2 separate regions of the Homo sapiens genome follow, and region 2 is linked to region 1. Evidence: chromatin contacts called from ENCODE Hi-C or POLR2A ChIA-PET data. All regions are on one chromosome and are shown on one strand. The core of a region is the stretch at or near the end of the contact, and the rest is flanking DNA. Distances in the headings are between cores, read along the strand shown.

Region 1 (3,273 bases), core at 297-2,796:
TTCTCCGTCACCCGGTCCGGAGTGCAGTGGCCGATCATGACTCACTGCAGCCTCAATCTCCCAGGCTCAAGCTATCCTCCTGCCTCTGCCTCCCGAGTAGCTGGGACCACAGGCATGCACCACCACACCCGGTTAATTTTTAAAACTTTAAAAAATTTTTAAAAGCTGGTCTTGCTGTGTTGCCCAGGCTGGTCTTGAACTCCTGGGCTCAAGTGATCCTCCTGCCTCGGCCTCCCAAAGTGTTAGAATTATGATTGTAATCCACTGCACCCAGCTGCTAATTCCATTAAAATAAAATAAGTTTTCATAATTGGTTGGACTCCAGTATTACCTGGAATTTGGTCACAAAGTTACAGATTTTTAGATTGTTCTGGGATTTATATATTTATCTCTAGAATTTTAGGATGGCAAATTGTTGAGGGGGACCATAATTTGATTTCGTCTCATTCAGATGCTCTTGAAGTTTGAACCACACTGTTAGGGTCAGATGCTGGATAAGTCAAATACATCTGGAGGTTTTCACATCTAATAAGTTACAGAAACTGAGAGTATGACTTTTCTTCACTTTTGGGTATCTTCTGAAATTGTGACTGAACTGCTAAATAGCCCAAAAGTACTTCAGAATCCGGGATTCTGGACAGTAGTGAATGTTCGTAGTCTCCACATGCCATTAGTTAAACTCATTGGGCCGGTTTGAATCTGTACTTCCTTGAACAAATCATGGTACCCTTATGTCTCCCTGCAGGGTTGAATTCAGTGTGTTCAGATATCTTCTGTTTGTAAGAAAGCAGTACATTCTATGAGTTACTGTGGATTTGGTAACCCTAACTCTGAATCTAAGTTCAGAGAGTCATTCTGTGCTAAAGAAGCAACTCTAAATCGCTGCAGTGAGCTTTGGTGACATGGCTCAGGAGATACTGAAATAAACCAAATCTCCTTATGTTTTTTTCCTCCATATATCTTTAACTTTTCCCAAGGTTCCATGAACTGTTACCCTCCTTGCAGAGGTCATGCCACATCTTTCGTTATAGGACACAGCAGTAAAGGGCCCTCTAGCCTGCTCTCTTGACTGGAATAATGGGAACTCATTTCTCCCCATCATAGTGACACAGGAAATAAGCCTTGCCATGTCTAGGTGCAAGGCTGTGGGCAGTTTAGGAGACAGTGTCTCTGTAGGGGGACCAGTTACCCCATGGGTACAGGCCTTGGTGAGCTCCTCCTCAGATCAGGGCTAGGCTAGTTTTCAGGCCCCACTCCCCGGCCTGGGAGCTTTTGTGATTTAGGAGAATGCGTATTTACTGCAAGTCTCACTCACAGATGGGCCTTACTCAGGTGGTCATGTATCCTGGGTAGTAAGTCAAGCACTTTGAGTACCGAACACACAGGGCCTATTTCTCTTCTGCCGTACACTTCCTCCCCTACCTCTGCCTGTTGTATTCAGGGTTCACACACTCAGTTTCGCTTACGGAGTGGGTGGGGGTGTGGGCAGCTGTCTGTGCTGTGGCTCTCTCCCTATGGGGGACTTCGCAGAGCCTCTTTCCTGCCTTGTCACCTTACCCATAGGCTCTGCTCTTTAGTGACTCCCTCCGCGGCCCCAGCCCTTCCTCCTGGCAGCTTCCAATGATGTATTACTGGCAGTGTTGCTTTGTCTTTAGTTCACATTTCCCGTAAGTGGACCAAATTATGTTTTTATGACAGGCCTTGTTGTGGGTCCTGAAGAGAACAGCTGTATTGTACAGGCTGCCCTGTACCCCATGGATTAATTATCCATTCTGAGCCCTGGAGGAGAGGGCAGGTTCTAGAGTACCAGGCAGATGTGGCACCACCTTGCCAGCAGCTCGGAGACTGGTACTTGTTGGCACAGTGAACTTCTGTTTGGTTATGTATAAAAAATTTAGATTTGTACTAGGGTTTTGGAAGTGAATGGCTTCTGAGGTAGAAGTCCTATTTTATTTAAAGATGTCTTTGTGGAAAAGGGTTTTGAGAGGTATGTGTAGAGTGAAATTCTAGAGCAGAACTTTTTTTTTTTTGACACAGAGTTTCGCTCTGTCCTCCAGGCTGGAGTGCAGTGGCATGATCTTGGCTCACTGCAAACTCTGCCTCCTTGGTTCAAGCGATTCTCTCACCTCAGCTTCCCAAGTAGCGGGATTACAGGAGCGTGCCACCAAGCCCAGCTAATTTTTGTATTTTTAGTAGAGACAGAGTTTCGCCATGTTGGCCAGGCTGGTGTTGAACTCCCGACCTCAGGTGATCCACCGGCCTCAGCCTCCCAAAGAGCTGGGATTACAGGTGTGAGCCACAGCGCTCTGCCTAGACCAGAACTTTTTGTTTACTACTTTCTAAATCTTGGTCAAAGGCCAGGCGCTGTGGCTCACGCCTGTAATCCCAGCACTTCGAGAGGCTGAGGCTGGTGGATCATGAGGTCAGGAGATCAAGACCAGCCTGGCCAACATGGTGAAACCCCATCTCTACTAAAGATACAAAAAATTAGCTGGGCATGGTGGCATGTGCCTGTAATCCCAGCTACTTAGGAGGCTGAGGCAGGAGAATCACTTGAACCCAGGAGGCGGAGGTTGCAGTGAGCCGAGATTACACCACTGCAGTCCAGCCTGGGCGACAAGGCCAGCCTCTGTGTCCAAAAAAAAAAAAAAAAAACTGGGTGTGGTTGTGTGTGCCAGTAATCCCAGCTATTGGGGAGGCTGGGGCAGGAGAATCGCTTGAACCTGGCAGGCAGAGGTTGCCGTGAGCCAAGATCGCGCCACTGGACTGCAGCCTAGGCGACAGAGTGAGACTTCATCTCAAAAAAAAAAAAAAAAGTCCAAGGTAACATTTCAAGTTTTCTAATACCGTTTCCCCTGAAATGAGGTTGTGTACGGTGCCTAAATGGAAACCAGATTGTCTGAGGTTGTGGCCCCACAGTGCTCGCTGCAGTGGGGACTTGGGCGTTCTCCAGTCTTCCTAGGGACACTGTATGTCCTCCTGATTTGTAAACTGAGAGATGGAAATGAGATTAAAGGCTGTAGGGTGAGCTGAGGCTGCAGATAGGTTGGAGTTGTCAGTCCCAGGTAAGAGGAGCCCTGTGCCACAGCCTGGTGTGGGAGGCGACATGTTGCTGGTAGCTGGACATAGAAGAAGGGGCCTAGAGGAAGTGGGGGAGCTCACGTGGGACCTGGAGGGCTGGGGCGAGGATTTTGGTCTTTAGATTAAGTGCAGTTGGGAACAGTTGAAGGGCTTTGAGCAGAGGAGGAATTTTTTTTTTTTTTTTTTTTAAAG
Region 2 (3,265 bases), core at 315-2,814, 180 kb after region 1:
GCCGCCAGCTCCTGCTTCACTTCGGCACAGTCATTTATTTTCTCTTCCAACTGTCTGTTGAGCCGGGAGATCTCCTTCCTCATCAGCTCGGGCTCGTGGGGGATCTGCAGCCCCCTGAGCTGCGCATGGAGCCCCCTCACGTATTCGTCCCTGCTGGCGTTGTAGCGCTGCCACTTGGCATTGAGGTCTTCAACCTGAAGAGGTGGAGCCGGAAAGCTCACGGTGAAGGCAGCTGACAAAGCTGCTCAAGCCAGCACCCAGTGTGAATTATGTATTAGCAGTGATTCGCTGAGTGAGAGTTTCCTCTTAAATGGAAGCTGCCCCTCCCTGTTCTGTAGAGAGCAGACACTAGGCCCGCTAGAGAATCCTGAGGCAGCACGATGACACCCGTACGCAAGCAGCATGAACGGAGGTGGACTCGGTGCAGCTTTGCTGTCTTAGAAAATGGACCTCCTGCTGCTAACTCTTGCATCTCCTTTACTGACTTGTGGATTAATTTTAGGGGGATGGAGATGGACAGGACATGTCCCGTACGTCGTTTTAAGCAAAAAAGTCCAGTCTCTAGGGACTGTGTGTATCAAGTCCTAGTGGCCAGAGGGCGGGGGGCGACTCTGGGCATCAGCCAAGGAAAGAACCCTCACTTACAGTTTGTAAGCCATGTGTTCTTCTCAAACGAAATGTGAAAGACACTCACGTGAGTCACCTTCTGTTTTAACAGTCGATTTTCTTCCTGCAACTTCTCAATAACACTCTGGACAGAGGTGTGCCCATCTGTGTGTTCCGACTGCATGAGGAAGGGACAGAGAGAAGACACTCTGTCACATACAGCAAGAGGGGAGAAAGCTAGACCCAGAGGCTGAGGCCACAGATTATCACTGCGTCCCCCAGTGCAGCGGGTAGTGATCATTCATTTGGTAGAGAAGCAAAGCAGGGACAAGGGACCACCTTCTCCCTGCCCAGGCCCACCCCACCTGGCCCAGGCCAGAGCCCGGATGGGAGGTCTTCAGGCCACACCACCTTTCACACTGTCCTTATCCCGTCCCACCTACCAGTTTGAGCTGTTTGTCTTTTAAATATTTGGAATGTAAATATTCTAAAGCCATAATGTCTGCAGGGATTGGCACACCAGACATGATAAAGTCTTCTCATTGCCAGAGATTTGCCATTATCACAGACAGCAGGGAAGGCAGGAAGCTGAATCCCATTGTAAACCAGAGGATCTCCAGTGAGGGGGCCCCCAGCTGCCCAGGGTGGGCCTGGCCATGCACCCTGCTTACCTCCTTTGGAGCCCATGACACTGTCCTGTCTGCAGACAATCGGGTTCAACCAGGTGATTCTGGACACAGGAATCTAACCTCTGCCCCACGCAGGGTCAGGAGTCACCGAAGCCACAACCCAAACCAACCCCCACTAACAACTACAGAGCTGAATGAAAAGTCTCCTGAAACTCGTGTGTACCCTACAATTCTGACTGTATCTCAGTGACATAATTTTTGAGAATTCCCCTCAAATGACAAAGGAAGTGCACGTCCTAACACAGCCTACACCGGGAAGCCCCGGGTGACTCAGCTGAGTTCAGGGCTGAGAAGTGACACTTATTTAGAGACTGTGATGAGGGCCTACCCTGCCACTGGCCCCACCCCCGCCTCAGGCTCAACACTGTGTGTGGCTCCTTTCAAATCCCCAGAGGGAAATGACACAGTGACTCAAAATCAGACCAGAACACCCTGCCTCCGCCCAGACGGCACTTTTCCTCTGGTTTCTGAATGCAGCTGTGTCCTCTCTGAGGTTCCCCGCCTGGAATCCACCCAGCTGAGGTGGGCAGTTCTCAGACCAACCTTCTCCCCAGTGGGCGCCTCGGTGAAGCTGCTGATGGGTGCGGGATGTACTGTCTGCCACAGAACATCCCAGCGCGTGTGTTTCTGCATGAACCTTGGTGCTGCCTCAGAGAACTGCCTAGAAAGGACCCGAGCGAGAGGCCCTGTGCCCGGCAGTGCGAGTGAGATGGGGTCTCAGCCTAGGTGAGATGTGCACGGAGTGCCTCCATTCCCCTGCCTGCCACACACAGACCACCACAAGCACCAGCAAGATGGAAGGTGCCTGGCACACAGATGCCTTGGGCCACTGCTCCCCTACTTTTCTGCCTAGGAGCCCCCTGGTTTCTCCTGATGCTGAAACTCCCACGGTCCTTCTCTCTCCCACTAGACCCCACAGAGAGCTACAGCCCAGATCCAGCCTATCCTGGAGGTCCAGCGAACCCTTCTTTGGCCCTCACTGTCACTTGGTGCCGCTGCCCCCGGCCCTTGCTTTGATGATGAGGAGGCTGTGGCCCTGAGCCAGGTCTCCAAGCTTGCGGGAGGCCGTGCTGCTGGCAAGGACATGCCTAAAGCCAGCTTTGGAGATGGCGGTTCCAGCTGTGCCTGCATGCACTCAGACACACTGAGCCTGAAGAAGGCGGGCACTCACGGTCCTTCCAGGAGTTTGGGGTGTGGAACTGGAGGCACTCCCCATCCCCAGCAGTACCACCTGGCTCTGCTTCAGTTTCCTCGGATGGAGGATGTGACTACACTTCCTCCAGGCAGCTCTGCCAGGCTCAGCTCCTCCTCCTCATCCTCAGCTGAGGCAGATGAAAGCCAAGTGCCATCTCCCACCTGGGAGCGGGGTCGGCCACAGGCCTGGTGCTGGGCAGTGAGGTGGCTGCCTGCTTTCCTATTACATTTTGCATGTTCCATCATTTTAAAAGAAACCCTTGGATGAGTGAGCTTTGCCCCGTCAGCTGACTCTCGTTACTGAGAACAGAAGTGGGTTCTGGGGCGCCCCCCCACCTCTGTGATCAGGGGCCTGTAGGCGATGCTCCCAGCACACAGAGGTCTTCCCCACACTCTGCTTACACTGTGGCCTACCTGGTCAGGACTTCTCTCCCCCACATTCCTTTGTGCATGCTGTCGTTCATCCAGACACTTGGCCAGATGCTGACACATGTGGGCGGTGGCGGTCAGCGTCCTCCGCAGCTGATGGGTCTCGTTGGCCAAGGAGCGGCACAGGACGTCACTGGCGGCCCGGGCGCGCTCCCCTTCTGCCATGCTCCTCCGTAGCAGGACGACTTCCTTCTCTCGCTCGTGTTGGGGCTGGCTCAGCAGCTGCTGCATCTCCCTCTCTTTTTCTTCTAGTCGCTCAGTCAGCCTCTCAATTTCCTAAGTGGAAGATTTAAAAGCACAGTTTACTGAATTAAAAGAAGCAGTGTCAAGAGCAAATGTTCAGAAAG

Evidence for each region. Hi-C counts contacts between places; a loop is a spot of excess contacts on that map. ChIA-PET counts read pairs that join two places held with the same protein, here RNA polymerase II (POLR2A). Pooled maps may share reads with other maps.
Region 2: a loop to region 1 is called in a pooled map, with 10 times the contacts of the local background. The contact joins two enhancer-like sites. A Hi-C loop is called at or near these places in 6 of 50 pooled maps. POLR2A ChIA-PET finds 5 or more read pairs at or near these places in 3 of 52 experiments (PC-3, activated CD4-positive, alpha-beta T cell and common myeloid progenitor, CD34-positive).

What each region holds. Positions count from the first base shown.
Region 1 is chr4:2,569,529-2,572,801 of GRCh38, forward strand. The region is part of intron 1 of FAM193A (family with sequence similarity 193 member A); the gene reads left to right. Among named protein-coding and RNA genes, the nearest start is that of FAM193A, 35 kb to the left of the region's middle. Within about 2 kb of position 1,547, at least 9 of the 41 ENCODE cell types and tissues checked have a DNase peak (open chromatin) inside an H3K27ac peak, as active enhancers do.
Region 2 is chr4:2,744,752-2,748,016 of GRCh38, forward strand. It overlaps TNIP2 (TNFAIP3 interacting protein 2), which reads right to left. Exons shown (of 6, transcript NM_024309.4): 2 at 2,904-3,194; 3 at 695-784; 4 at 1-194. Among named protein-coding and RNA genes, the nearest start is that of TNIP2, 10 kb to the right of the region's middle. RefSeq lists enhancers at 91-591, 1,187-1,626, 3,037-3,086. Within about 2 kb of position 1,565, at least 21 of the 41 ENCODE cell types and tissues checked have a DNase peak (open chromatin) inside an H3K27ac peak, as active enhancers do.